2 separate regions of the Homo sapiens genome follow, and region 2 is linked to region 1. A link is a loop called in an ENCODE intact Hi-C map of the cell type or tissue named here. Cell type or tissue: ovary. All regions are shown on one strand. Each heading gives the region's core, and the rest is flanking DNA. Links, peaks and the distances in the headings are about the cores only.

The links. Hi-C counts contacts between places; a loop is a spot of excess contacts. Peaks named below come from ENCODE experiments on the same cell type or tissue, not always from the same donor. Only the 100,000 strongest peaks of a DNase experiment are listed, where the experiment ranks them.
Region 2: a loop joins it to region 1, with 2.1 times the contacts of the local background. A loop is called at or near these places in 7 of 110 quality-filtered maps.

The regions. Positions count from the first base shown.
Region 1 is chr18:77,093,593-77,106,052 of GRCh38, reverse strand. MBP (myelin basic protein) reads left to right here. Exons shown (of 9, transcript NM_001025101.2): 2 at 767-842. The coding sequence starts at 792. Among named protein-coding and RNA genes, the nearest start is that of MBP, 33 kb to the left of the region's middle. RefSeq lists a silencer at 3,813-3,932 and enhancers at 4,223-4,292, 4,383-4,512, 5,616-6,374, 6,177-6,396, 7,891-8,648 and 1 more. In ovary, for the core only: no CTCF peak of the experiment used is centred there; DNase peaks (open chromatin) are centred at 2,372, 4,202, 4,552, 6,252 and 2 weaker places; H3K27ac peaks cover 3,686 bases.
Region 2 is chr18:77,006,073-77,023,254 of GRCh38, reverse strand. It overlaps MBP (myelin basic protein), which reads left to right. Exons shown (of 9, transcript NM_001025101.2): 4 at 5,987-6,423. Among named protein-coding and RNA genes, the nearest start is that of MBP-AS1, 34 kb to the right of the region's middle. RefSeq lists enhancers at 15,988-16,886, 16,887-17,182. In ovary, for the core only: no CTCF peak of the experiment used is centred there; a DNase peak (open chromatin) is centred at 9,333; H3K27ac peaks cover 2,382 bases.

The DNA of each region.
Region 1 (12,460 bases), core at 1,706-6,705:
GGCTGATGGTTCCAGTGGCCCTCAGCTGAAGAGCCCCAAGGCCAGGGCAGGTTCCGCAGGAAGGCTGGAAGGAGCAATTTGCTTGGAATGGGTGTGGCTCAATTCTTCCGTTCTTTGCATATCTTGGGGAAAAATCATAAATGTGCTGCTAAGGTTTGGGTTAGAAAATAAAAATGAGGAGTAATGTGGTTTTTAAATCCATCTTTATCTTCCCTACAAATTCTGCAGATTCTTTGGACACTTGTCTGTTAAGCTGTCCTTGGTCTAATGTTGGCTCTTTCTGTGCTCACATGGTTTCTTTAAAGCAGTGAGCATGAATAGCTTCTTACTACCTTTTAGTTTTAGAAGAGTGTCAGCACCTTTCTGACATCTCAGCTCATCTCATAACAATGCACCTGAGTATGGGATATAATTCTCTGTGTGTGTACATAGGTATGAATGGATAGATGGATGGGTGGATGAATAGATAGATATTTCTGTACATATACACAGATCTGCAAGATTTCTCAAGACAGGTTGAAGTGTGTTACTGAACAGAATTTGGATGTTGGTGCGGTTCTGTTTTCTAGCTCTTTGCATGGGATGGAAAGATAGCATGTGTTAATAAGATGACTTGGACGTGTCTCTTCTGTTTTCAGGGCCTTGGTTTCGTCTTCTCAAAAATGGGCATTACATATATCACAGGATTGTCTTTCTGATGGAAAAACAACATCGAAAACTCTAAGAGCACTAGACTTAGGGCTGACACTTTCTCTTTCTCTTTTAGCCTCTGAAGAGCCAATCCATTCAGGATGGGAAACCACGCAGGCAAACGAGAATTAAATGCCGAGAAGGCCAGTACGGTAAGACGTGAGCTGATCCGAAACATGTGCATGTTGTTTTCTTATTAAACACAAATCCCCTTGGTGTGTCAGAGGCTACGGGCATGGGCTCTTGCTGCTACACTCTTCCCTGACAGCTGGGTGGAAGCCTGGTCCTTGTTAATTATTATTAATAATTAATTATGATTTATTACGATTGATTATTAATTATTAATTTATTCAGGAAGATTGCATGGCAGTAGGTACATCCTGACCTTGCAAAGGAATAAAGGAATGAAGGAAGGGAAGGAGTTAGGAAGAAGAAAGAAAGGGAGGAAAAAAGAGACACGGAGAAGAAGAAAGAGAAAGAGGGAAACCAGGAGGAGAGGAAGACGAAGCAGCCCTTCCTCTTGGTCCACATTCTGTGATTGGTCCTAGAAGTATCAGGAGGCTCTCAGAGAGGAAAGAGATTGTAAATTCCTTTGTTCTGATGCAAAAATACTTTTGATTTTTTTTAACATTTTTATTTTTTAGAAAAAGGTATTTCCAAACTGCATTCTCTCTAACTAGCTGCTGGTTTGATAGAGCATGAAAATTTACACCAATTCATAAACAGTGAAACACATCAGACTTTCTTTTAGCTCAAAAACCTAATTCCATCTACGAAGGTCCCACTCCTTTCTTCTCACCCACCATGGAGTTTGCTCTGACTTTGCACTCTGGTCTGGTTCTGGAAGAACTCACACTGAATCCCAGAGGTCTGGCGAAAGGACAGGAAATACTTGAGCTGTTTCCTTGGCCCTCTCCTAGATCGATAACCTCCTTTCTCCTGCGTGCGGCTACTTGGCTCCTCACCAGTTCTCCTTCCTTTGGGGTCATGCTCTGGCCTGCCTGCATATTGGAATCTCCCAGAGACTTCAGACCTGCCAGGGTCTTTGCCCTCCTTAGATCCCAATGCAGACGTGGGCATTTTTCAAAGCTCTCCGGGCTCTACAGCCAAGGTTCCACGTTCCTCCTGCTCCCATGTGTCTTGTACTTTGGCTGCCAGGATTTTCCTCTATTGACTGGATCATCACCCTTCTGCCCCTAGAACTTCCAGGAAGTCCTTAGCGCAGACTAAAGTCCAAGGTCCTCAGCCTCTGGCTCCAGCCCTTCTTCAGTCTCACTGTCACTGGACTTTCCAGTGGCGGCTCCTCTACAGCCCATTCGTAACCCTTGTCAGGGAACATTTGGAAAATACAGTTAAACGGGAAACTGCAAATTAAAAGTCATTCGAATCCTTCCGGCTAGTAAGAATTCATCTTCTTTGTATTTCTAGCACGGCATTTGCCATTGTCCGCCTTATTTGAAGGCATCAGCTTCCTCTGTCTGATCTGGATTCTCTACGTTGCCTTCGGTTCCCCTGTAGTGCCCTGAATCGGGGTTCTGGACCCTTTTCCCACTGAGACGCTCAGGACAGATGATCCAATGATGTTGACAAGGACCACAAATGCCCAGGGGTCCTAGCTGTCTGTCTCTCTGCCTACCCCTGTCTCTACACTAGAGAATTGTTTCAGACTGTGAGGAGTAAGCCTGCCAGTGTGCACAGAACAGTGGACCCACCCTAATTTGTATGGGGGCGGCCCTTGCTCTTGGTCCATGCTGTGTGATTGTTCCCAGAAGTATCAGGAGGTTCTCGGAGAGGGAAGAGATTATGAAATTCCTTTGCTCTGATGCAAAAATACTTTTGATTTTTCAACATTTTTTATTTTTTAAACATACATGTTTTCCCCTCAAGGGAAATTATTCCATTTCGTTGGTACTTTAATTCAACATAAAATTATGTGTCTCCAACTCGAGGCAGATGGTGGTGCACTAGAATGTCCGGCTGCTGAAGATGGGCCGGGGTGAGGGTCAGGGGAACCCCCGACTTACACCCAGATGCTTTAGAAATGTCCGCGGAATTGAACGGAATTGAATTTCAGTCTCCAGACCTCTTCGCTGAGGTCTGTAGTGCGTTTTTATTTAATAGTAATAATAAACTTGGAAGAAATGGGGCCTTCTCTGATTTGTACTTAATTTCTATGTCAGCCACATGAGTAATTTTCCATGATTTGCTTTCAAATCATCCATGGAAGGCGAGTAGGTGACTATATACTGTTCCTGTGTATATTTTATCTTGATTAAAGTGATAAACAGTATTTAGTTTCTTACCTAAGGATTTAGAAAGACTAATTTTATAAATATGTAAATGGTTCTAGTCAATGTTGAATGGGAGGGTGACTCATTATTTTGTTCAGCCCATACTTAAACTGTATTACTGATAATGTCAGCATTATAATTAGCAATAACAACCATAAATGTATTAAGTTACTAATTTATTAAGAACATGGCTTGGATACAGTATCTGCACCAGGAGGATTAAGTTTCACCTAAAGTGAAAGTGGAAAAAACAGCTCTGCTCAGAGGCCTCTAGGCTGTTAACACTGTTGGTATTTTAAGTCTTAGAATGACTGATTTGCAACTCCAGTTTCAAGAAACCTCTCTGTGGTGTACAGTTTCTTTCCTGTTGTTTGACGCTGTAAAACACCCACATATGTTTTTAATTTGTTTAATGCTATCAGAGTAAGATTTTGAGCCATAGCAAAGCCCATGCTGAGGCTTTTGTTTTCTGAAATCTCATGTTTAAAGTTCTGATCATTTAAAAACCTCAAAACTTGGAAATGTTAAAACTATGGTTCCTGTAGGTAGTTTTAAGAAGTAAGAGCTTTTTTTTCTTTCCTTTAAACTTGATGGGAAATATTTTGTGCCCTTCCAAGTACATGTACATGTTCTGTGATGCTGCATAGCTTAGTAGAGCATTAAACTTGAATCACAAAAGAAAACGTGACATGAGCTCCAGCCGTGTCACCTACCACTCTGCACATTTCTGTGTGTGATTCTGGGAGGCATTTTTCCCCCTTATGAGAGAGTCAAGGAAAGTTTCTGTCAGTTTCAGGTGCTGGTTACTGATCTGTCAGCAGGGAGGGCAGCTGCGGTGGGGGCTGCCCGGTCTACCCCACACACTGCCTCTGCCCCACTGCCCGGCCCAGGCTGCTGAGGGCCCCCTCCTTCCCACCCTGCTGCCACCTTCTCCACCTCTCCCCACCCACACTAGATGATTCTTTCCTCTGCTGTCATAGAGCCTGCGGCTGAGTGCTCTGATACAGATCCTGGTGATTTGTTTATCATCCGACTTCTTCCCCTCCTATATCAAGGAGGGAACTTTCCTCTCTCTGATGCCTCCGTCTCTAAGCCTGGAGCATCCCCAGCACATAACTGGCTTACAGATGTTCGAAAGAGTAAATGAATCATACCTATTTCCTAACTTCTTTTTCACATAAAAGCTCAGTTTCCTGAGCAGGCTTTAGGTGCCGTTGGCTGCTGGGGAGGTGGTGGGGAGGCCTCGTCTGTTGCCTGCAGGAGCTTCCAGTCTCCTTTGCAAGTTTTGCCCTCAGTGACTCAGGGCTTTGAAATTTGCTTCTCTCTCATCCCGAATAAGCCACGGCAGGATGTAAGAGGAAGAGAAACTAACTAAAGGGTTAACTGTGGAATGTCTCTGATTGGTGAAAAAAAGACACTTTTCTGGAGTTGCAGTGTTAGTCCACTCATATGGGGTGCAGGTCCCTGGTAACAAGTGGTTGAGCCACCTTCCTGGGCCAGTTGAGGGTCAGAACAGGAGACATCAGATTCAGGCAGAAGCACTCCGCCCATCAGAGGAGTGGGCAGCCTGCCCTCCTGACTCATGATTCACTCATGCGGATGGAGTGTAACTTCCTCCAGGCAGGCGCAGGTTCAGGGCACAGCGCTCCTTCTCAGAAACGAAGAAACTCCTGTTCTGCCTTTGACTCCCTGTGTTTTTTAAGTTGCAGGGAAATTTGGTTTCCAAATGGTCCTGCCTCACTAATTTACCAGCTTTCTATCACTCTGCCCATTTTGTATTTGGTTCTCCATCTTACTACAGAACTTGGCAGAACCCAAGAAGGAAAGGGTGCCAGCTGCCCTGGAGAACCCAGGGACGTGCCTCAATGCCAGGAGAGGGGCAGGGGGCAAGACCCACCCACAGAGGGATGCCCTGTCTTAGGCAGTCTTTGCCTGCCTGGCAGTCCTTGGTCCTTAGGACGTAAGACACTTGGCTTCACTGGCTACTGGAGGAATTCATTCCTTTTTGGCAGTGTGAATCAAAGGGGCTGGGCAGTTACCTTTGGGAGGGTCAGCAAGCGCTCAGAACGTGCCCATGTGCCAGGCTGCTTGTGGCTTTTGTCCCTCAGCTTTCTCTGAATGCTGTGGATCTGCTGAGCTGTGGGCTTACTCTTTGGGGTTTTCTGGTGATAGCTAAGCCTCCTGGGGATGATTCACTACATGTTCAAAACACCAAACGAGGCCAGGTGCGGTGGCCCACACCTGGAATCCCAGCACTGCGGGAGGCTGAAGCAGGCAGATTGCTTGAGCCTAGGAGTTCGAGACCAGCCTGGACAACAAAGTGAGACCTTATCTCTACAAAAAAATCAAAAAATTAGCTGGGCATGGTGCTGTGCACCTACAGTCCCAGCTACTCGGAAAGCTGAGGTGGAAAGATCACCTGAGCCTGGAGAGGTCGAGGCTACGGTGAGCCATGATCACACCACTGCACTCCAGCCTGGGCAACAGAGTAAGACCCTGTCTCAAAAAAAAGAAAAAACCACAAAACACACACACACACACACACACACACACACACACACACCCCAAATTCTATCTAGGCCAGCGCTAACACTGTATTAGTGCCTCCTGTGAGCCAGGGACTTTGCAGACATTGTCTACATTGTATGTTGTATGAGTTCTTGGGGCTGCCATAACAAAATAGCAGACTAGGTGGCTTAAAAGACCGACATTTCTTCTGTCACAGTCCAGAAGACTGGAAATCTGACAGCAAGGTGCCAAGGGTTGGTCTCCTCTGCAGCCTCTCCTTGGCTTGTAGAAAGCATCTTCTCTCTGTGTCCTCCAGTGGTCGTCTCTCTGTGTGTGTCTGTGTCCTAATCTCTGCTTAGAAGGACAGCATCACGTTGGCTCAGGGCCACCCTACTCCAGTGGGACCTCATCTTAATGTCATGGCCTCTTTAAAGGCACCATTTCCAAATGCAGTCACGTTGTGAGGCAGTGAGGTTTAGGACATCCACGTATAGATTCAGGAGGATCACAGTTAAGCTTATCACATGTGTTACTTGATAAACCCCAGCAGCGGCTGCACAATTAGAGTAGAGAAGGAAAGTCCTGGGATTGGCATTTGCCGCCATGTCTGACACCTCCTGGGGAACGGACTCCACACCAGCAGCCACACGCAGTCTCTGCCCTGTCCTCAGGAGACAGCAGACCTGGTTTCCCTTCTGCAGACCCTGGTTGGGCCCTTCCTGTGCAAGGTTCCTTCTTCCTGCCTCCTGCCACAGGCCCCAGCTGGCGGCTCCCCCCAGGGCAGGTGTGCATCTGCAGAGCGCTCATCTCCCACGTGCTGAGTCATGGCTTTGCGCAGCCCTCCCCATACTTAGGACCCTCAAAGGATCATCTTCATTCTCCCAGGCACTGAGTCGCAGAGCTGGGCCGGGCCTGCCCGAGGCCAGGTAGCCAATGGTGGGGAAGCCAGAGAGCAAAGCCAGGCCTGGAGCCCCAGGTGGCACAGCCGGGCAGAAACGATCCTTGCGTGGGAGCGTCAGTCTTCTCGTGGCCACAGGAAATGAGGAAAGAGACAGGGGAAATCATTTTAATGTCATGTCTTTTCTTTAACCTAAGAAACCTCAAATGTCATGTAAGCATAGAATCCATATAAAAATTGTTCATGAAATGGTTAACAATTCTTCTCCCATGAAGTCCTCACACTCTAGGATATATTTTATCTCATGGTGCAGTGTGGCCTGGCTACGTCTCAGGTGCTAGGTGGCCACACGTGGCTGGGACCGTAGGTCTGGGCAGCACAGCTCCAACCCTGGCCGTGCCCACGCCCCCTGCCATCTATAGCCAGGCAGAACACACTGAGACCCCCCGTATAGTGTACGTCATGCAGTTCACCATCCCCTTTGTGCATGGTACCCATTGCTCGTTAAATAAGCACTTTCTAAAGAAGTCAGAAAAAATTGTAAATTACCAATATTTTTCCCTGAGAGATGCTTACAGGTCCAATGTTTCACACACTCCCCCTCCCCTTGTATGAAGTGAGTTGGGGTCGATAAAGATGAGGAGGAGGGAAGGAGGATGACGGGGAGGATGGAGAGGAGGGGAGAGAAGAGGAGAAGAGGGAGGGGGAAGGAGGAGTGAGAAGGAGGAGGGAGGGGGAAGGAAGAGGGGAGGGGGTAGTGGGTCAGGCTAATAAATGCAGTTGTAAGGATTGCCGTGGATAAAAATGCAGCGCGGAGGAGGAACAAGGAACGGCCCGTTTAAATCTGCCCAGACTCAGAGGCCGTTTAGGGCCGGTGAGAGTGATGTTTGCCGAAGGGCATCCAGCCCCACGTCCCACTCTGCCCTGCCTTGGCGGTGCCTCAAAGCCCTCCCAAGCCCTTACGGTAAAGGCTCAGACCTGGGACCTTAGCACAGCTTCTGAACCAAGAGCTGTGGCTGAGCCCTGCAGGTGTCATGACATTTATCAAGCTGTCTTGCCACGAATTTTCTCTGACAACACACAGCCTGTTTTTAATTCATGAGTGGATCGATCGTGCTCTTTCCAAATGCAGGTGAAAATTAGCTGTTTAGGACTGAAAGGAATGTTTTAAATGCTTGTTCATTCCTGCATTCATCCATCCCCACACACACATATTAAAAATACTTTTTATTATGTGCCCACTCTGCATAGGACAGTGATAAACTTTGTACATGAAAATTCCGGCTTCACCACCAGCTAGTTGGGTGATCTTGGGCAAGTTACTTTCTCTCTCTGTGCTTACTTAAGATGGTAACATGATACGATGATAACATTATGTAAAGTGAGTGAGTCCACATGTGTGGTGCACCCCCTTGTACATAGCAAGTGCTGTGTGTTGTTTGGTGTTACTAATTTTCTTCTTATTGCTATTATTGTAAAAAAAAAAAAAAAAAAAAAGGAAGTCCTTGTGTCTGTCCTCAGAATACCTCACAGTCTAATCAGGAGACCAACAAAATTACAAAAGCACACTCAGAGCAGTGATGGGTATGAAGAGCTCAGGACAGAAGCAGGACTCCCTGGGGCTGTAGAGCCCACAGGCCAGCAAGAGAAGCTACGGGGAGGGCTCACATAGAGGGAGAGACAGGGGTGTCCTTCCCCACTTCCCAGGGTTGAGACAAGCATAAGCAAATATTTAAATACTGTATTTTTTTAAAAAAAAGATTTGATTTGGGGCACCTGCTGCAAACCTCTCCCACTCAGTATCGCCAAGGCTGTAGGGTCCAGGTGTCCCCCTAATACCGGCTCCACCCAGTCCAGCTTTATCCCACAAAGAGCTCTGCCTTCCAAAACACCTGGCTCTGCAGACCCATCCAAATGTAACTCGCAGAGCGATTGCTGGGAGACAGCCACCCTCTGTGATGAATCCATGTCTCTGTGAGTGGCTGGCAGCTCCTAACACATCCCACTGAGATCTCAGTTTCTGAGAGGATGCCCGCTGGGTGAGGCTGCAATTTATTAACACAGGTTGGAATTGTCTCAGGCTGTGTAGAAGATGTCTGGCTCTGCAGATGGCCCTGGCTGAGACTCTGTCTCCCGAGGGTAGCTGTTTTCCTCTTGAATCCTGGAAGCTCAAAGCTCCCTTCTCCCCTAGGACATCGCCCAGAGCAGCAACATCCTGCGGAAAAGAGTGTCAGTGGCATCTTTTGTTATGCAGAGGAGATGGAATCCTCCCAGGTGACTGATAGCTGAGAGGGAGGGAAACTATCAGGAGAGCCAAGAAGAGAGATGGGTTCCAGGAGGAGAAAGTTGTCCACAACAGGAAGAGCTGCCACAGGGCTCCCCTCTGCCTGGCTCCTGCAGACCCCATCTTCACAGGTAGAGAGCTGGGGTCCCAATATCTGTGAGCCATGACCTTTGGGAATTTACCTGAACGATTATCCAAAGGATCAGGGGAGTCCTTGCCCCGAGTTGGCCCACAGTGGGGGGCTCACTTGTGTTGCCCTGTTGGTGGGGGGGTGTCCGTGGAAGGTTCCAGAACAGGCCTGGTCTCTGGGGACCCTGTACCCTTCCCCAGTGCTCCCTGCTCCCCCACTTCCCACCAACCCAAAGGAGGGGTTTGTAGTGCCCTTGAGTTATTTGTCACCATTTGAATTCTTTCACTTTGGTGTTTTGAACACTGTCTCAGTTCACAGGCGAATGAACTGGAAGATGAGAGGTCTGAAAACCTTATTATTTCTTTTTCTCATATGAAACTCACAAGACTTGCTAATTAGAAACAGTAAACCAGGAACCTTGAAAAATAAAAACACAACTTGTAGTTTATCTTCACACTTACATTTGCCCAAAATGGGTGAAATCAAGTGGTGAGCTCCAAAACATTCCAAAACCTAACAAGCAATAAGTCTGGAAACCTGCTTTTCAGCTGTGGGTGGGCTGAGAAAAGCTAGACACTGGGCTTTCCCTGGTCGTCATATCAGGCTCAAAAAGGTTCTACAAAGATGCCTAGCAATATTTCTGGATTTTTCTATTTAATCAGCTTAAGAAAAAAGATACCACACTTAAAAATAAGATCTGAGAGCCTGTAAAATCATATGTAAATTTTACAGTGGAGAGTAACTTATTGGTCTGTTTGGTGTTCCAAATTAAACTGATTTTTTTTTATTTAAGCTGCACATCAAATCTAACTGCAGACAGGAGGAATGAGGCATACGCTCTGCACCTCTCCAGGGGCAATCACACCCCCTGCAGAATCTGCTCCATATTTAATTATCATTAAAACCCAACTCTTTCTTGATGACACTCTCCAGATACTATTAAAATGACATTCTGAGAAATGAGACATTTAGTTTGCAAATATACACAAAGGCATTGAAGCAATTCAGCTCTTTCCATCAACATGTAAATAGAATCTTTCACTTTGATGGGAAAAATGCTTTTCCTTTAAAACTACTGACAGCCCAGCTGTGAAATGTCACTGACTTTTTCCAACTAGGAGTTATTTTCTCACGGCCATTCCTTTATGGAATCATAAATCCTGCAACATTTTATCCTACGTGCAAGAGATTGTCAGGGTATTTAACATCTTTAGTGAGTTCTGTTCTTGTCATATCATCCTCAGGAATGAAAAATAATTATATTTTAAGCCATCACTGGCTCACAGCTGCTTTATGCAATCATCTCTCTCTGCAGTAAAATTAAGTCCAGTGAGCGTAAACTTTGTTTTTGCTGACGGAGGTGTCCTCAGGCCCAAATGGTGCGTGCACATGGCGGGTGCTGACGTTGAGGAACTGTTTGTTAAAAGAATGAATCCTAACTGCCTGGGGTGTCTACGGAACATCTCCAGACATTCCCCTGCCCAGAGGCAGGTCCAGAAGCCACAAGACTGGGTGACATCTGAGCACATAAATGTGAAGGGGGCAGGAAAAGCCATCCATCCTCCCTGGAGAACAGCAGAGGTGCAACTGAAGCCCAGACCCATCAAACCTCCAAATCCAATGCGCTGTTTGTCCCTCCCTTACACTTCCTCTTGCAATTATGTGTTGAAACCGACCCCTGTCACCATAACCATTTCACAGAAAGGAAAGCCAGATCACTCAGAAAGTCACTTCCTTCCGGTCACCCAAACCCACACCTGGATTGCTGTGACACGGCTGTCATGCCATTGAGCGCCAAATTCCCTGGGAAATTCTTCCTTTCTGATCTGACTGCAGTGTGCTGGCAATTGACAGATCTGTACGTGTAAAATTTCTACTTTATAGGTAAGTCACATAAGCAGATTTTTTGAGAACTCATGTAATTCTTAAATTGGCCATTTAATATATGTTTAAAGGCTTAGGGAACTGAAAAGTAGGGGCTAAAGACACTCACTGATCTCACCTGACACTTGGACACATGCAGGCACTGAGAAATGCCTGGAAAATTCTTAGATTGTGTGGGTGCCGACAGGCTTTTTACTGTACCTTATCTTCAGCAGAGTTTAGAACTCTTTCACACACACCTCCCACATGACAAACCTCTAGAAAACTCTTGAACTCAATAGCAGAATATTAGACGATCTCTTAGTAGGCAGAAGTGCATTAAAATGGCCACACAACGTGGTCACAGCTCGCATTTGTTGGTAACTTACTATCAAGACACTCCCCTGCAGCACCTCCAGTGGGATGTTCTGCCATAATGGAGATGTTCTATATTTGTGCTGCCTGGTGACACGTTAGCCTCTAGACACATGTGGCCCACAGCACACGAAACGAGACCCTTATAACTGAACAACTGTGTTTTTAATGTCATATTTTTAAGCGATTTAGATGGAAGTGGCCACAGTTGCGAGTGGCTCCCCCCTGGGACAACAGAGCTCTCCTGTGTGCTGGCTGTGGCGACCCTTATTCTCCCATTGCCCTACTAGACAGGTATTAGCTCTGTTTGTCATGAGAAAAATTGGGGTGTTTCCCAAAATCATACAAAAGTTAATTTTGAGTTCAGAGGTAAACTTCTCTGAAAAATACAGTCACATTTATGAATGCCCCAAATAGAAAAAGACAATGCTGGCGTGCTGTAAACCATAGCACAAATGTACAAGTAAGCTCTCCTGTGCTCACCTCAACGTGGGAGAGTCCTACAGTCGTCATTTAACGTGGCACCCGCAGTAAAGTGTCCCCGTTAAGGTGTGCCTCCTGCAGAGTCCGGGAACCGGCACTTATGAGCAACGGAACCTTGTGTGGACTGCCTCTGGATGTGATGCACCCCCCAAAGCCCACCCTGCTGACTTGTGTGGTGCTTCCATAAAACTTCAGTGAGCTCCTAAAGAGAGGAATAAAATAATATAGAAAAGGCATCCTTTTAAAGAGAAACTTTAGGCTGGGCTCAGTGGCTCACGCCTGTAATCCCAGCACTTTGGGAGGCCAAGGCAGGCAGATCACGAGGTCAGGAGTTCAAGACCAGCCTGGCCAACATGGTGAAAACCCATCTCTATTAAAAATACAAAATTAGCCAGGTGTAGTGGTGAACACCTGTAATCCCAGCTACTCCGGAGGCTGAGGCAGGAGAATCACTTGAACCCAGGAGGTGGAGGTTGCAGTGAGCCGAGATTGCACCACTGCACTCCAGCCTGGGCGACAGAGCGAGACTCCGTGTCAAAAAAAAAAAAAGAAGAAAAAAAGACCCTTTAAAAACCCGTGAATAGTCAATAACCTGGTTACAGTAAGAAAAACCCCAAATGGAGCCATGTCTGACTTGAGAATGAGCGTAAGGCATGGTACTGGTGTGGTTTTATGAAACTGTGTTTGCATTTGGGAGCCAGCAGCCTCCCCTAAGGCGTGAGCGTGCTTTCAGGCTGCTGGGCGGGGTGTCCAGCAGTTGCAGCGCCCGCCCGTGGGAATTTCTTGTGAATGTTGTGTTTGACATGCAGAATTTCTTAGTGATATCAGAGAACAATCTTACGAGGTTCACCCTTGATAGCAGCCTCTCAAACGTTTTGAGTCAGTAATGTTTTGCTTCTGGAGGAGATTCACGAAGGAAGTCTCTCGTCCATGCTTGG
Region 2 (17,182 bases), core at 6,906-11,905, 88 kb after region 1:
CTTTATTTAGTAAACGCTATCCCCCACATATCACAGCTGCGTCCTGCTGTGCATTTCTGTGCCTCAGAAACCACTCGGAGATACATGATACCCCTGTTGTTGCTCACAGATGGTCAGTGATTTGAATATCACCACCTTCTAAAGGCCAGCATTGTCCTAGCAATAAGATTAGGGTGTGGTGTTGTTGTTTAAGGAAGTTTTCCTGCAATTGCAGAAATCGATTAATACCACAGAAAATATTATAAGTACATATTTTGGAAAATGTAGATCTGCATGTTTCACTAATTGTGTAATAATGCTCTGCTCTATAAATATCCAAATGTAAAAGTCTGCATTGGGATTTCGTTTGACTGAAGGCAATATTAACGACTAAACTGCACTCGCCCCTACCAAAAACGCTGCACATCCATAGATTTAGACTTCTTCGCATACTTCTTATGTGTTGGGAGAAGCTACTTTGGGGACAAAAATGCCCTTCTCTGTGCCTCACAAATAACTGCATTCAGGGACACAAAGCCCAACTGTTGCAAAAATATTAGTATTCAGATGTTCTTGTGTTTTGTTAATGCATTTAATTATGTACAATATAGCTATTGTTTTCCTTTCACATTTGCATTAATTTATATTAGCTAGAGAACATAAAGCACAGCTATAAAATCAGACTAATCATTTCTGTTGTTCTTGCAACCTATAAATAAGCATTGCACCCTGCAAAAACTGCAGCTTTGTACTGACCACAGTATTCTTCACGTTGCTTTTTCAAACACTACAGTGCAATGATGTACTTAATAATATGTTATAAAGCTTAGCGTTCTTACATAGTTGAATTTCACCAGTGGTCATGGAAGAACGGTGCCACCGAAGTCTCCCGCCCCACCTGGTCCTGCCTTTTCCGCACTTGTCCTGGAGCAGGTGACCTATTTTTCAGGCACAGGGCTCAGCCAGCACAGTCACACTGGCAGCCGTACGCAATCCCTTGGGTGCATGGACGAGACCACCGCGACCCTGGGTTCCAACTGCTGGCTTTACACTTTGCTGTTGGCAAACATCTGTAATGTATGTGAGAGCAGGTTAACCTGCCTTGGAACCAGGTCTTATGTGGACTGCATGATACGTCTCACTTACAGGGCAGTTTCTCAACCCAGATGATTTTGATTAAAAAAATCAGAAGCACTGGAATCCTTTTTCCAATGAGCGAGAGTTGTAAGTGTGCAAACATCCACGACTATCAGCAGCAGAAGGAAAGCAACCCCACCTCACTCCTCCCATGCCACCACCCCCAGAACTGGTGCCCTCCCCTCTTCGCATCCCCCAGATGAGACCTCAGTGCTGAAGGGGCCTGTGTCACCGTGCGTTCTCAGATTCAAAAAAGGCCACCCGCTGCAGTTGGCCAAAGACCCCGGGAAATACACTGAGAAATAAAGAAAGGAGCTGCATTGGAGTCCAAGTGCTCATGATGGCTTAAAAGTAGAGGCTGGGCACGGTGGCTCACACCTGTAATCCAAGCACTTTGCGGGGCCGAGGCAGGTGGATCACGAGGTCAGGAGTTCGAGACCAGCCTGGCCAACATAGTGAAACCCAGTCTCTACTAAAAATACAAAAAATTAGCTGGGCACAGTGGCAGGCGCCTGTAATCCCAGCTACTTGGGAGGCTGACGCAGGAGAATGGCGTGAACCCGGGAGGCGGAGGTTGCGGTGAGCTGAGATTGTGCCATCACACTCCAACCTGGGCGACAGAGTGAGACTCCATCTCAAAAAAAAAAAAAAAAAAAGGTGCATCTTCACAGGCATTGTTTTATCTACAGCATCGCCCAAGGTCAGCCACCTGGGAGGCTAGCAGGCTGTCATCTGGCTTAGTCAATAGTGCTATTAATGCAAGAGGAAATTGCATTTTTATTTAAAGTTTCTACAAGAATTGCTGAACCTGGGTTCCAATTCTGGTGGTGCTCTGCCTGTTTGCGTGTGTGTGTGTACACGTGGGTGTGTGTGCACCAGAGCGGGGGTCACCTAACCTTACCAAGTACAAACTTAACTCAGGTGGGAAATGTGTCAGTCCCACTCTCCCTGAGAGCTGCTGCCAAGAGACGTAGAATCTTCCACCCGAGAGGCTGCTCCTACGGCTTCATCTTCAGAGCTGCTGATACCAAGGCTGTACGGAGCGGAGGGTGGAGGACTCTTTCTCAGAAGACAACACTCTTCCAGACATTTAGTTTAACAACTTAACATCCCCCAAGTTATGTGTCTTCTCAGTCCACGTGAAGAAATGCCCTCAAAGTATTTTTAGTGTGAACCAAACCACATGAGAAACATCTTTTCCTCACCAACGTCTTTATGACTTTCCTGCCTCTTAGTAATTGTGCAGAAAAGAGTTCACACTGCAGCCTGGAGCCGTCCACTCTTAGGCAGGCCTGTGGTGAGCTAGGTCCCGGGGTGTGGTCTGGGAATGCGGGTTTCCAGAGTGCTCCCACCCACCATGCCCTAACCGGGAGGGTGGTTCGCTGTGCCGGAACAGCTGTGAGCACCACATGGTCTGTGCAGAACAGCGCCTTTCCTCTGAAGGCTGGAATCTTGGTGGCACCAAGCGAGGCAGCCTATGAGACCAGCCCCGAGTAAAGCCCTGGGAAGGGTCTCTAACGAGCCTCCCTAACAGACAGCATGTCACACATGGGGTCACAGCATGTGCTGGGAAATTCAGCCTCCCATGTGACTCTGAGGAGGGGTTCCTGGACTTCGCCATGCACCTCTCATTGCAATGAGTCATAGCAGTGACAGGACCATATCCTAAGTCCCGGGAGCTCTCCTAGCAAGTCAGGGAAACTGGAGGGGTCACGGGGACCCCAGGGCAGTTACTGAAAGAGGTCCTTTGTGGAAACCGACGTAGAAGAATATCTGTCCACTGCTCACTCTTGGTCGCTTGGCAGGCATGCATTCTCAACTGTTCGCTGGTTCCCTGTCTACACCTTCCCCAACCAGGCCACCTGCAGCCACTCTCCCCACTCCCCCACCCCAGGCCAGAGACCTTTCTTTCCTTAGTGTCCCAGCCAGACTCCCAGTCCCTGTCCCTCTCCCAATTGCTCAGGATGGAAGCCAAGGTGCCCCCGGCCTCTGGGTACCACCATCTCCATCATATCCCTCCACAGAGGCCGTCCACTAGAATCTTCCCTCCCCAGGCCCCGCTGCTCCCCAAACCAAGCCCTGTCTTCTCGCCACATAGCTGCCTGCTCTGCCCTTTCCACAGTCTGTTCACAGCCATCAAGGCTGTGATACCCCTGCTGTTGCTCACAGATGGTCAGTTCCCTGCACAGGCCCTCCTGCCTCCCAGGTTACTGCCTGGCCTGGGAGGTTCTCAGCCCGGCCATCCTCCTGGACCCAGAACCAGCATGGCCGCTCTCCTGCTGCTTCCGCCACCGGGAGCCGATTCCGCGCAGGCTTCCAGTGGGGGCTGCCTTCCCCTCTGCCAGAAGCACCCTCCCCAACTTCCCCAAGTCCTCGCAGGGCCCAGACTCTCATCTTGTCCTGTCATTTCCGCAAGGACCTTCCTGCTGACCCAAGCCCTCTCTGCTTTCCTGTTCTCTTGCCTGATGTGAAGTTGCACATTGCATGAGTTGGGGCTGCCAAGACAAATTACCATATGCTGGGGGCTTCAAACTACAGGAATTCTTCTGTGACCATTGTGAAGGCCAGAAAGCTCAAGTTGAGATGTCTGCAGAGCCCTGCTTCCCCCGAAGGCTCTACAGGAGAATTTGCTCCATGTCTCTTACTCCTGGTGGTGCCAGAAGTGCTTGGTGTTCTGAGGTTTGTAGATGCCCCCCTCCAGGCTCCTCCTCCATCTTCACACCTCTCCCCTGTGCATCTGTGGCTGTGTCCAAACTGCTCTCTTCTTACAAGGACACCAGTGATTGGAGTAGGGCCCACCCTACTGCAGAATGACCTCATCTTCACTTGATTCCACCTGCAAAGATCTATTTCCAAATAAGGTCACACTCACAGGTACAGAAGTTAGGACATGGACATATCATTTGGAGGGATACTATTCAATCCATAACATACATTTTCACCTGCTTTCCCCACTAGAATGTAGGTTTCACGAGGACAAGGACCTCGTGAATTACAATCACTGTAACTCAGATATTTAGAATGGTACATTACACCTATTTGGTACTCATAAATAATGGATGGATGGATGGATGGATGGATGGATGGATGGATGGATGGATGGATGAACAGGTAGGTAAATAGATGGATACATGAGTGGATGGATGGATGGATGGATGGATGGATGGATGGATGAATGGATAGATGGATGGATGAACAGGTAGGTAAATGGATGAATACATGAGTGGATGGATGGATGGATGGATGGATGGATGGATGGATGGATGGATGGATAGATGGATGAGTGGATGGATGGATGGGTGGATATATGGATGGATGGATGGATAGATGGATAAATGGGTAAATGGACTGATATGTGGATGGATGGATGGATGGATGGATGGATGGATGAGTGGATAGATGGAGGGGTGGATGGATGGATGAATGGATGTATGAGTGGATGGGGGATGGATGGAATGGATGGATAGATGGATAAATGGGTAAATGGACTGATATGTGGATGGATGGATGGATGGATGGATGGATGAGTGGATAGATGGAGGGGTGGGTGGATGGATGAATGGATGGATGAGTGGATGGGGGATGGATAGATGGATGGGTAGGTGGGTGTGTGTATGGATGGATGGATAGATGGATGGATGGGTAAATGGACTGATATGTGGATGGATGGATGACGAATGGATGAATTGATGGATGCATGCATGCATGAGTGGATAGATGGTGGGTGGGTGGATGGATGAGTGGATGGGGGATGGATGGATGGATGGGTAGGTGGGTATGTGTATGGATGGATGGATAGATGGATGGATGAGTAAATGGACTGATATGTGGATGGATGGATGCATGAGTGGATGGATGGATGAGTGGATAGATGGAGGGGTGGGTGGATGGGTGAACGGATGGATGAGTGGATGGGGGATGGATGGATGCATGGATGGATGGATGGGTAGGTGGGTGTGTGTATGGATGGATGGATAGATGGATGGATGGGTAAATGGACTGTTATGTGGATGGATGGATGAATGGATAGAGAGATAGATGGATGACTGGTATTACAGGAATATGTGAGTGAATCCTGTTTTCTGTAGATAAGTAATAGAGTTTGGAGAGGAAACTAACTAAATGATATTTATTTAAACCTAACACTCTAACTTGAAAGCAAAATGGATTCATTGCCCTTCGTGACAGAAATGTGGTATTTTTTGGAGAAAGCTATGAGATGCTGGTATACAACATGAAATATCTCAATCCCACTTCAGATTTCTAATTGTTTCTGCTTCCAGAGGAGAAGCCAAGTCAAAATGTCCTGAATAAGCAGTTCTCTATTGTGAGAGGCCTCTTGTGGAATCTGGGATTGAAACAATTCTAAATGCCCCACTTCTTTCATGCATGAATTGCAAAAAGATGTGGCAAGTTTTGTTTCTACCAAGAAAACTAAAAACACCTTTTGTCAAATAAATGCTCCTTGCATATTTAACTTATGCACCAGTGGCCTTTTAAACAGTCAATGTCCCATCAAGGTGCCTGCACATCTGGGCTCTCCGGGAGCAGCCATGGCAGCACCCGGGAAGAAACGCTGATGTGGCTGCTCTGCATGCTCAGATGACTTCATCGGGAAGCCTGGGTGCATTTTACGCTGGGTGCCAAATCTCGAGTAACTGAGGAATTCCCAGAGCCTTCTGAAACACAGAGCTGCAATAAGGCTGCTCCATCCAGGTTAGCTCCATCCTAGGCCAAGGGCTTTATGAGGACTGCACATATTCTGTGGGTTTTATAGGAGACAGCTAGGTCAAGACCCCTCAGAGAAAGCTGCTTTGTCCGGTGCTCAGCTTTGCACAGGCCCGTATTCATATCTCATTGTTGTTTGCAGGAGAGGCAGATGCGAACCAGAACAATGGGACCTCCTCTCAGGACACAGCGGTGACTGACTCCAAGCGCACAGCGGACCCGAAGAATGCCTGGCAGGATGCCCACCCAGCTGACCCAGGGAGCCGCCCCCACTTGATCCGCCTCTTTTCCCGAGATGCCCCGGGGAGGGAGGACAACACCTTCAAAGACAGGCCCTCTGAGTCCGACGAGCTCCAGACCATCCAAGAAGACAGTGCAGCCACCTCCGAGAGCCTGGATGTGATGGCGTCACAGAAGAGACCCTCCCAGAGGCACGGATCCAAGTACCTGGCCACAGCAAGTACCATGGACCATGCCAGGCATGGCTTCCTCCCAAGGCACAGAGACACGGGCATCCTTGACTCCATCGGGCGCTTCTTTGGCGGTGACAGGGGTGCGCCCAAGCGGGGCTCTGGCAAGGTGAGCTCTGAGGAGTAGAGGAGTTTTAGTTTAAATGGAAAAAGCAAAGGAGAAATCAGTAGGTGAACTCAGCCATTAGAGGAAGAACTGGCACGTAGCCTCTTGCTGTCTAAGGTCTCGTTCCGTGCTGGAGAATGCATATGAGCCCAAGAGTGTGGGCCTGAGTGGCTGCTTAGGACGTTTTCGTTTAACTCACCCCCTCTTTTCCTCACAAGGGATGGTGGCCGGGGTGTGGCTCAGGAATGTAAGGACATGCTGAATTCTGGATCTCTAAGGGTGCCTGGACATGGGCGTTGCAGAAAGAGAGCCACATTCTCAGGGTCTCTGGTGGTGTGTGCTTGCGGACTTGATGACTGATGTTGCCTCTGCAGCCCACACGCTGGGGTTCAACACTGGGTTATGCTCGTTTTTTCCTGGAGTCAGTGCTGCTAGCTTCATGTTGCTCTGCGACAATCATAGGATTGAGGTCGAGGAAGACTTTTGAACAAACTCCTCAATTTAAATCCGCCTTGAGCAAACGTTCTCTGTGGTCTGAGAAGTGGAAGGGGGGAGGGATAAATGAGTGTCTATGAATCAAAGCTTTATTATCTTGTGATTCCATTAATTTGCATACAGAGTCTTAGAAGTTTCTTTATTCAAAAGCAAATGTGGATAAAAATGTATTACAAAAAAAAAAAACTCTGCTATGGGGTCCAGAGTCTAGGAGTGGTTTCTGCAGTTGATTGTCAGTGGAGAACCTGTGGCTGCTGGTTCATCAAAGCGCTGGTCCCTGAGTGCCATTCAGATTGCAGATGCAGTATTTTACGTGATGTTTAGAGTGTTTGGTGGTTGTGTAATTTTGGAGAGAAAGAAGTTTTTCCCAAAAAAGTCCCTAGTTTATTGGGTGTTCTCACACAACCTGTAAGATGAAGCTGTTTTTCTGCCTGTGTGCAGGGCTGATTCTGGAATTCCAGAAGGCCTTGTGGGAGCGTAAAAGGCTTTTGAATAAAGTGTGGAACAGAGCGCCTCATTCTGATAACATGCAATCATAAAAACCATAGGGCAACTTGGAGTTAAGGAGTTTCTAGAATTTGCTTTAGTCTCCAACTGCAATTCTTTATTGATCATGAAATTGTTGAAGAGAAACACAAATGTCAGTTTTACCTTTCCTGTGGGCGTGAAAGCACATCGAAGTTTCAGGCAACTGTTAACATCTCTACCATCTGTCTGAGTTGAGATTTCAGGTTGTGACACTTGCCGTGACTTATTTGTAAATGACATTTTGTGTGTCTTAGATACTAATGGAATTCATATTCTGGCTAGTTCTTTCAGTGCATTTGTAGACATGTTCTTTTCCTTTGTAGCAGTCCTCCCTCACCCTGAAATGTTGGTGTTCTAACCGATTTCTAATGCTAATTTCAACTGGAAGCACTTTTTCAAGCCCAGCTATCAAACCACACCAGACATGTATGGATTCGGGTTGCCCAATAAAGCGTTGCTATTATGTAAGCATCCCTCACGCATACAGCATCACCAGTTTTGAAAGCTTGAACTATTCTGCTTACTTCAAGGTACAGAAAAAAAAAATGTACTTAAACTGTGCAGAAAAGATGAAATCACTGGATAATATGTATTATAAAATAAGCTTCATGTGAGTGACACTGGTTTAAGTTGAAATAAAATGGTGAAAGCATTGATATCAATCATTGTGACTTTATCTCAAAACAATATTGACACACATAGATGTTTTTCTTCCTTTATGGTAAGATTACAGCCTTTATTGTCTTAAATCTCTTATACTCTTCAATATTTTCAAAGAAAACATTCTAGTCTCAGAAATAGTCCATCTCTTTGCAAAACAGGGCTGGCCAATTATCAAGGACCCATAAAAATCAAAACACTTTCAAAAATTTTAAAAATAAAAATAATTTTCACATGATTGCTTTAGGAATTTTGAAGTATCCATTCTTTTCACTATGGAGTGTTGAATATAGAAGATTTTTTAATGAACAGGCTTGCCCTTTGATGCCAAAGGCAAAAAATAATAATAATAACATTTGCACGTGTGATCACAGAGCAGCTGTGAGGCATCCCGGGGGAGCGCACGCAGTGGGGATGTGATTGCTCCACTCAACTATTTTATCACAAAGTGTTGTAAACATGGGAGATGAAAGCTTAACTCTCTCTACACCCAGCTACAGACCCGCAATGGCCCTAAAAATCTGGGGTATTCATTGGGTGGGCTGCCATGGAGGAATTTTTGGTTTTGTTTTTATTTTTATTTGTTGTTCTGTTTACAAATCAGGAGAGCCCCTGTTTTTATATGCTAGGAAGGTCCTTGGGATAGGCCGAAGAGGTGTGCAAACGAGCAGTGGAAGGCCCGGGCCCTGTCTCTCAGGACCACGGCGGCCTGCCCCACACACAGTTCTGCTTCTCCCTATCTAGAACGAGGTTTTCCTGGCAGATTCCTGCCAGACTCTGAGTGGAGCCCCCCCATGACCCTATAAAAGGGGCTGTTTGTCCTCCTCCCACCCTCCTGTGCTCTTCCTCCCTCCCCTTGAGGGCACATGGCCGCTGGTACCACATGTTGGAGCGGCCGCCCCCGAGCCCGGGAATGCCCTAACAACACCCATGCTTGTGTTGCTGGGAGCTGACATTCAAGAAAAGTGCATTAAAAATTCCTTGAGAAGGCATATTCTTTTGAGAGCCGTAAATGAAAAGTGCATTCACGGAGAACATGCTCCTTTGTTGTGAGAGGAAAGAAAGGACTGTTGTTGCCTTTAAGGAACAGGTTTCCCAGTTCCCCGGAATGTCAGGGTCACATGAGGAATGGGTGAGCACTTAGGGCCAAGATTGTCGTGTGCTTGGCCCGGCAGCTTCTCTCTAAGTGACCTCTCCAGCATCACTCTGTGCCAGTGCTCATATCTGAGGCCACTTGAGTGTCACGAGGCAGAGCCTGGAAACATTAGCTTTGGAAACCGTTCCTTCCTTTTTATGTGGAGGAAGTAAGGTTTCACAAGACACCTAAGCTGGACATGGTGATGTGCCACTTGGATAGTTCCCAAAGCAGAAAGCAGCCAGGACATCCCAGTACCCCACTTCTCCGTGCCGTGTACTTTTAGGGAGGTTTTCGAAAGCTAGCTTCTTACCGATGATTTTGTCTATTTTTCTGTTTTATGTGAAAACCTTCATTTATAACCTGCTCTTCTCAGTGTTCTTCTATTCAGCATTCAGTATGACTTCTATGCCTCTAATTGCGACTGTATGGAGAAGAACTGTTTGTCATTCAGTGCCGTGGGATATAATCAGTCCTGTAAATTCATCAGAATGTTCTGTTGCCTGATTTTTTTTCCATTGCATTTTAATTTCATTAAACATATTTTAGTTCTACAGTAACCTAATTCCTCATTGTTACCATGAGATCCTAATTCTGTAGCTGTGTTCTGTAATCCCATGGGGCGTGTACCATTTGGAGACACATGAAGGATACAGTAGACAGCACGGAAGGCAGCAGCAACACACAGGGGTGTCCTCCCTCCCCAGAGCCCAGTGTGCACACAGAACCAAATTCAATCTCATTCATCGTGAGCTTGCATGGTAACTGATCCAGCCACTCAGTACCTCCATTGGATAAGAGATTTGGCCACAGATTCTTCTAGAGAAAATCCAAATGTGGAGGGTGCATTTGTTTCTGCACCCAAACAAATACCTTTTGAGATTTCTTATAGGCATTCCTCTCAAAGTCTCATTACTCTGATCAGTTATTGATCGGAGGCTACCCTGGCTCAGTCACCAGCTGCTCACTGTGTCCTTCTGTGGTCTCAGGAGCTGCAGTTGTTGCTGTTGTATGAATAGACGATAGTTAATTAGACTGGATGTGTCTGTACTGGCAGTGATTTTGCAACTTCCTCTGTATAAGCGATACATTTGTAAATCATGGGAATGTATTTGATGGTAATTGCCTGTGGTGGTTGTATCATGATTTAATTTTATTATGAGCTTTTGGCTTTATATATTTTTCTGCCTTTTTATGCATTCATTAAACAGTTTAACAGACCAAGGACAGTGTACTAATTGCATGCGAACTTCTTTAATTTGTCGTTTTTGGTTTGGTTGCCCCCACCACGTCAGTGTGCTGTGTTGCCGGCATTTTTGTGGCCTGGTGACACAGCTGGCAGGTAAGTGTGAGCACCCGAGCTCCTGCCCTTCTGTGTGGGAAGGTCACAGTTGCTCACTCATCTGCTTTTACTACACAGAGACATTTTACTGTCTTCTCTCACCTGACCTGTGCTTCTGTGTGGGAAGGTCACAGTTGCTCACTCATCTGCTTTTACTACACAGAGACATTTTACTGTCTTCTCTCCCCTGACAGTTCGGTGTTCTGGTCTTTCTATGGTGACTATTCTGATTCTGCCTGAAGTTTCTTGTGTTTCTCTCAAAGCATCATCCCGCAAATGTTAGGGAGGGTGGACGCTGAGCAGATCCCACTGGCAGGTGCTGTCATGGACACAGCCCGCCCCACCAGCATCTCCTGAATGAACGTGCACATGGGTGCCAGTGCCCACAGGGCCCCCCGGGAGCTCACACACAACGGGGGTCATGGGAACCTCGAGACACTGAAATGAGGGGATGGTGCTGGCTCTCTGAAAGATGATAATGAGTGTATGAGATGAAGCTGAAACTTGGGGTCTTTGAGAAATTAGAAACAAGAGTAAAGATAAGTGATTGGCTTGGATGCGGTCCTGCCTTTCATGTCCCATCAGACCCTCGTCTTAACTCATCTCCTCCCTTTAAACTCATTTGCATTTTAAAGCATTCATTTCTCTCATCGTTGATTTTCCTTTGATAAAAAGTCTGGACATTTGATAACAGGCAATTCTGATCGGTGAATTAGGAGCTTGGCTTGACATCTGAGGGAATAGATCATCCTTAGAAAAAAACACACAATAGCACTCGTGAAAATCACTTAGATATTGATACAAATTTAAGAAGTGTGGACATTTCCTATCAAACCCTGATTCAATGTTTTTAAAAGTTTTTTCCTTTATGGCTATCAGCACACTCTTAATGCTCTGAAATCATCCTACTTCATAAAAACGTAGTAAAAAAGAAGAAACAGCTAAAGAACACTGAACTCTCTTGAGGGAGCCCCATACAAGCGGGCTTAGCACACACAATTTCTCCTAAGAGGCTATTCTTGCCTTTCGTCTTCTCTGGCCCTTGCATTTGTCCTCCCTCTTCCTGGCTCTGGGAGTGGCAGGCAGCCGGGGTTACAGGTTGCATTTCCTGAAAACCATCAGTGGGATGTCTTATGGCTACCCCAGCCACCTGCCTTCCCCATGAGTAGACAGGGAGTCAGTAGAGGGGCTTCACGCCAGCCCACCAGAGCCACGAGAACATGCCTCACAGTGATGATCTTCTTTGTGAAGAAGAGCCATTGTAGGAGATGGAGGGAAAATTAATGGAAAGTTCTTCGCTTGTTGGCCCTGTACATAGCGTACACTTGCTCACGCTCATGGACACCAGCTGATGGGAGTCACTGCTTATGAGGACAGCCAAGTCTCATCAGCACAGCAACTCCCGCAGGCTTATCCACGGAGACCTCCTCTAAAGTGAATACTCAATTTACTTACCTTTAATATCATGAATTAAAGTCACCAGAAATTCCTGCTAACCTAGAAATAGCCTCTCTCATGCAGGGAGAATCCATCAGGAGACGTACAGCTAAGCACACACTCACCACAGATTTGCCTCTGAAAACCCCGGTGTGTTCACTTTCCATAATACTTCTAGAATGCTCCCACATTCTTCAGTGTCGGAACTACTCTATTCTCATGCATACTCAGCTGCTAACCTGGTTAAAAGAATCCATTTCATCTGCAGCCAATACATCTCCTGAAACCTATTACGCTGATTTCATCTCTTGACCACTATAAGTCTCCTCTTTCTCTTCTCTCTCTGTCTTCATTTTGCTGTAGCTGATAGTCAAGAAATAGACATTTCTTGCAGGGCACTTACCTTGGTCCTATAATAATAGTCTTTCAACTGCAGCCCTCAAAGTTCATTGATATAGCAGATACTCTCGTGTAACTGACAAAGATAATACATTAAGTTAGGAGCTAATGCTACTTAGGAAGATTTGTAGCCGCAGAGCTCAGGTGAATGCGTAGCTCCTGCTCCTGCTGAGGAAGATTAACTTCCTGCTTATGTTAAATTCCTAACCTTCACCAGTACCAAGGAATAATGTCAGCAAGAAAATCAACTTTAAGTAATTGGCTAAAGTGATTTTGAACACTATTGCTCCTAAAAATTATTTCCTCATGCTCTGCAGAAAATCGGAAAAGGTCCGTCCTCGGTTCACTGAACCTTCACAGAGCAGAAAAAGTTTCAACCTGTAAATCCAATGCAGAAGATAACACACTTGCTATAAAAGAAAAAATACAACTCTGCAAGTAAAGTGGAATGTAAAATTTATCCATTCCATGGTAGACGTCAAAAAACCCTTTTAGTGCACTTTGCTCCAGACTGGGAAAGGCCTTCTGCACTGGATCCTAGAAATCTTTCACAGCTGGTGCCTGCTGCCATATTAAGAACTCTTGGTCCCATTGTTTGATACAGGGCCTCAGAATAGACTTTGGAGGAGAGAATTCTTCCCTAAACTTTCCTTTTGCTCTCGATTTCCTGAGTCCTTCAGGGCGCATGCCTGCCCTCTGACCTCCCATCACCTCTTGCTCTTCCTTCCATCATCCATCATCTGCACATGCCTTCTTCTCTCCCTGTCGTCCTTCATCCTCCACCCCCCGCTCACTCCTCCTCACTCTGGGCTCTTGCCAAGCCAGCTCTAGAGGAGATTTGCTGGAGGACTTTGGGGCATTGCCGGCGGCGCCCACCCGGACTCACGCAGCCCACTCTGTGTCCCCCGGCAGGTACCCTGGCTAAAGCCGGGCCGGAGCCCTCTGCCCTCTCATGCCCGCAGCCAGCCTGGGCTGTGCAACATGTACAAGGTAAGACGCCGGCGGGTCCTCACCCATCGGGGCCAGGGGTGACCTGCCGTTTCCTGAGCTCTCAGCCACTGTCCCTCGGGGCAGGTAGTGTCACTGCCAGGGGCCCACCCCCAGCCTCCGGGGCATCTGTGAGGCCGTGAAAGCAGGGAGGCAGGCCTCCCCCAGGGAAAAGCAGCTGCAGGAAGAGACAAATGCCCAAGAGGGGCATGGAGGACCTGCCTTTGAATCCTTGGAGGGAATCCTCTGCAAAGGGTATGGCTGTCAGCTCAGGATGATGGGCAGCCTTGGTGAGAGTCTGCCTCACTTTGCCGAGGCCTGAAGTGCGTGGAGGGGCCCGGGAGTGGCTCTGGTATTGAGGGCTGGCCTGGTCTATGGCCACGTGCATACCCGAGTTTGCTTTGAAAACTAGTGCCTAGCAGACATTTAGTACTCACTAAACATGGGTTGAATTGAGCTCTAAACGATGAGTGTCCTTGGGACGTCTGGTCTCTCTGGGCTCTGTCCTCACCTGAGCTCAGCTGGGCTCTGCATAGGAAGTGGGCTATCGCTGTGGCCTGTCCTCTTCTCCTTGTGTGGCTGCCACGGCTTCTCAAAGCACATAGGTGCCAGGAGCACTCACAAAGAAGAGGACAGCCAGGAGGAGAAGGGGAAGGGGACAAGCCCAGAGCTGGCACTGCCGTCACCGTGAGCAGGGCTGCCGTTTGCACACTAGGAGCGGTCACCACAAACCTGCATCCACCAGGCCCCCCTCCAGACCCAGGCCACCACCGTCTGCACCGTGGCACCTGGCTTTTTAAGCATGGGAATGTGCAAAAGATTGGAAACAGCTGCTCAAGTACCTAAATAGCGAGAACATTTCACAGCTATGCTCAATGGCGCACCAAGTTTGAGGGAGAGCTGGGGTACCCCTCTTCAGAGGCCGGCAAGGGGGGACCATTTACACTCAGCAAGGAGCACAGGAGCACGGGGGACAGGACGCCTGCGGATGCCAAAACTTGGAGGCCCTGAAGGGGAAGCGTCCGCCAGGTGTGGCTGCATGTCAGACATCATGCTAGTGCCTGGCTGTCCAGGGCTGCACCGCCGCGGGCCAGGAGTAGGTTTATGAGGAATGAGGATGTGCCTGCTGGCCCCGGGATGGCCAGTCCAGGCAGTGGCTGAAAGTGCAGCAGAGGAAGCCAGGGCTTGGGGGCAGAAGGGCCCTGGGGGAGCCGGGGCCAGACAAGGGCCAGGTGAGAGCCCCAAGGTGGTCGTGGGACTTGGAGTGACTGGCGGCTGCGGCTGGGGAGAAGGATTTCTTCCTGAAGCCACAGGGGTGGAGGCAACCATGCACCCTGAGGGGGTCTCAGTGGTTTGGAAGCCCATCCTGAGAGTCTGTGTTTAACTTGAATCGTGTCCTGGTTGTGAAGCCGCACTTGGTTTTCGAGGGCTCTCTTGGTGATGGAAAACACCACCACTACCCGCAGGTAGTTTCTGAGGGTCCCCCGTCCTTCTGGGAGGCCTCTTCTCTGGGGTGCACTGGGGCTGTGGCCACCTGGGCTTCACTGAGACCAAGATGGGGCTGCATGCACCAGCCCCTGCCTGGGAGGCACCGACCCTGCCGGCCCCGCCCTGGAGAGCAGTGCTGGCGAGAAGGAGGATTTTCACTGTGTGTGCAGGAATATCTGATGTGTGGGAGGGGTGAGCTAAGGGTGGCACAGCACCCAGTGTGTGACGCGCTGGCAGGTAGCGGCTTGGCCCCTACCCCGTTCCCTGCTCCACGAGAGGCACGCTGTCCTCAGTGGACCCTGGCCACAGAGAGATGGAGCCTCTGCCAGAAACCCCGTGTAGCCAAGCAGAGTGGAGAGGATGAGAGTCCCAGGCTTTGGTATCCAGATCATAGTAAGAAACTCAACAGAATGCTTCATTCCTCTTCTAAAAAAAATTATTTAGCAGGGAAAAGCAGCCCTTCTGTTCTCCACAGTTTCATCCTAGACAGGTTTTGCATATACCTTTAAAATCCTGGCCAAAGATAAGTAAATCCTCTACACAACGCTTTGTCCACGTGGCTGCCTGAGGCTCACACTCCAGGACACACGCGGAAAGGTGGTTAAAAGTCTGCAGGCTTCCAGGACTCAGCTCCTTGTGCTCAGCACTTGTGCACTTGTGGACACCCCATTCTGGTCCAGATAGGAAAAGCAGTAGGGGTGTGTGTGCGTGTGTGTTTGTGTGGGGGTGTGTGTGGTATTTACATGTCTATGGAATGAAGGGAAAATGAAGATAAGCGTAAGTTGAAACTAAAGCCTGGGCAGGCTGTGTGGGCTCCCAGCGTTGCTCTTAATGGACAGAGAACCCTCCCAGGGATGCGTGCTAGAGGCCTCAACTTCTCCCTCCAGCCCCCTGAGCAGGGGCCGGCGATGCCTGGCTCACAGAGGCCATCTCTGCAGGAGGTGCACACAGAGGGTGCAGGCGGGCTGGTCTGAGAGCCCCCAGGGGTGCCCCTGCCCGAAGACGGTGGCAATCCCACGCCATTTGCATATTGAGTGGAAGAATAAGCGAGGAGCTTCCCTCTCTCGTCCCTGAGAAGGAGCTTTTGAGTTAGAATGCCTTCCTCCGGTACTTTGGGATGCTTTATTATTGCAAGAAAGTGGCTGTGAGGGCACCAGCCACGGAAGAAGGAATTGCAAGGCCGGAGGCACTAAATGGTTTTAAAATACAGAGGGATTTTAAAATGCAGGGATTCCATGACAAAGGACCCTTGAAGTCAGCTCCCAACGGAGACAGAAGCAGCTGGGTGGAAGGCTCAGGCTGAGCAGTGCCAGGAACCAGCAGAGTCGGAACCAAGAACTCCCTGCCCTGCGGCTGAGAAACGCGAGCTGAACAGAGGGCCTCCGCCTGGGTCCACCTCACCCTGTGTCCTCTCCCTCCCTGTCTCTCTGTCTGTCTACTTCCCCCTCTCTCCCTCCCTCTTCGTGTCTCTCTCTTCCTCTTCCCTCTCTCTCTCTGTGCAAACACACCAGGAGGGTAAGGGAGACACCCCAGCTATGAAATAGGCAACAAGGCAAAGAACAGCCTGGCTCCCGTGCTGCGGTGCCCCCTCCAGCACGGGACCCTGCTCCGAGCTCCCTGACTCCCAGAGACACCGGTGCTCTCGGGGCTGACAGGGCTCTTTTCTTTGAGGACTGGAAGGCAGGCAGCGGGAGCACAGTAGGGGAATATTGCGACATGCGAGAACCCAAAAGCAAGCTGGGGAAGCAAGGATTCTGAGGGGAGAGGAGCAACACGCACGATGGGGAATGGCTGCGTGGGAAGTGGACCCACTGTTCTCTGCAGTTCCTCTGTCTGCTCAGCCCCTGCCTGCCCGCCTGCCTGTCCATCCCGTGCTGCAGGTCCCTGGAACCCGGTGCTGGGCCTGCACTGGAGGCTGGAGTGAGGGCGCCAGTGGTGCAGCTGGAAAGGTGGCCCCGGGCAGGGCGGCTCCTCTCGGCCCCGCCAACGGTGCCAGCTCCTCCAAGCTCCAGGCTCGGCCTGGGGCCCAGGACACTGACCTGAGCAGGAAGGGGCTGCTCTGGGCTTCCAGCAGCCACTGTCTCCGAGTCCTCGGACGTCCTTTCTGCCTCTTTCTCACAGACCCTTGTGCTCCTGGCCTGACTTGGAGGACACTGTCCACCCCTCAGCCTTGGCGCCCATGGAGGCTTCTGGAAAGACCTGCCCTGCCTCTGAATCCACCATCACCCAGCACACTGGCGTTTAGGAAGCAAAGCATTTTGTGCCATGGGAAAGCACAGGAGGAAGAACCA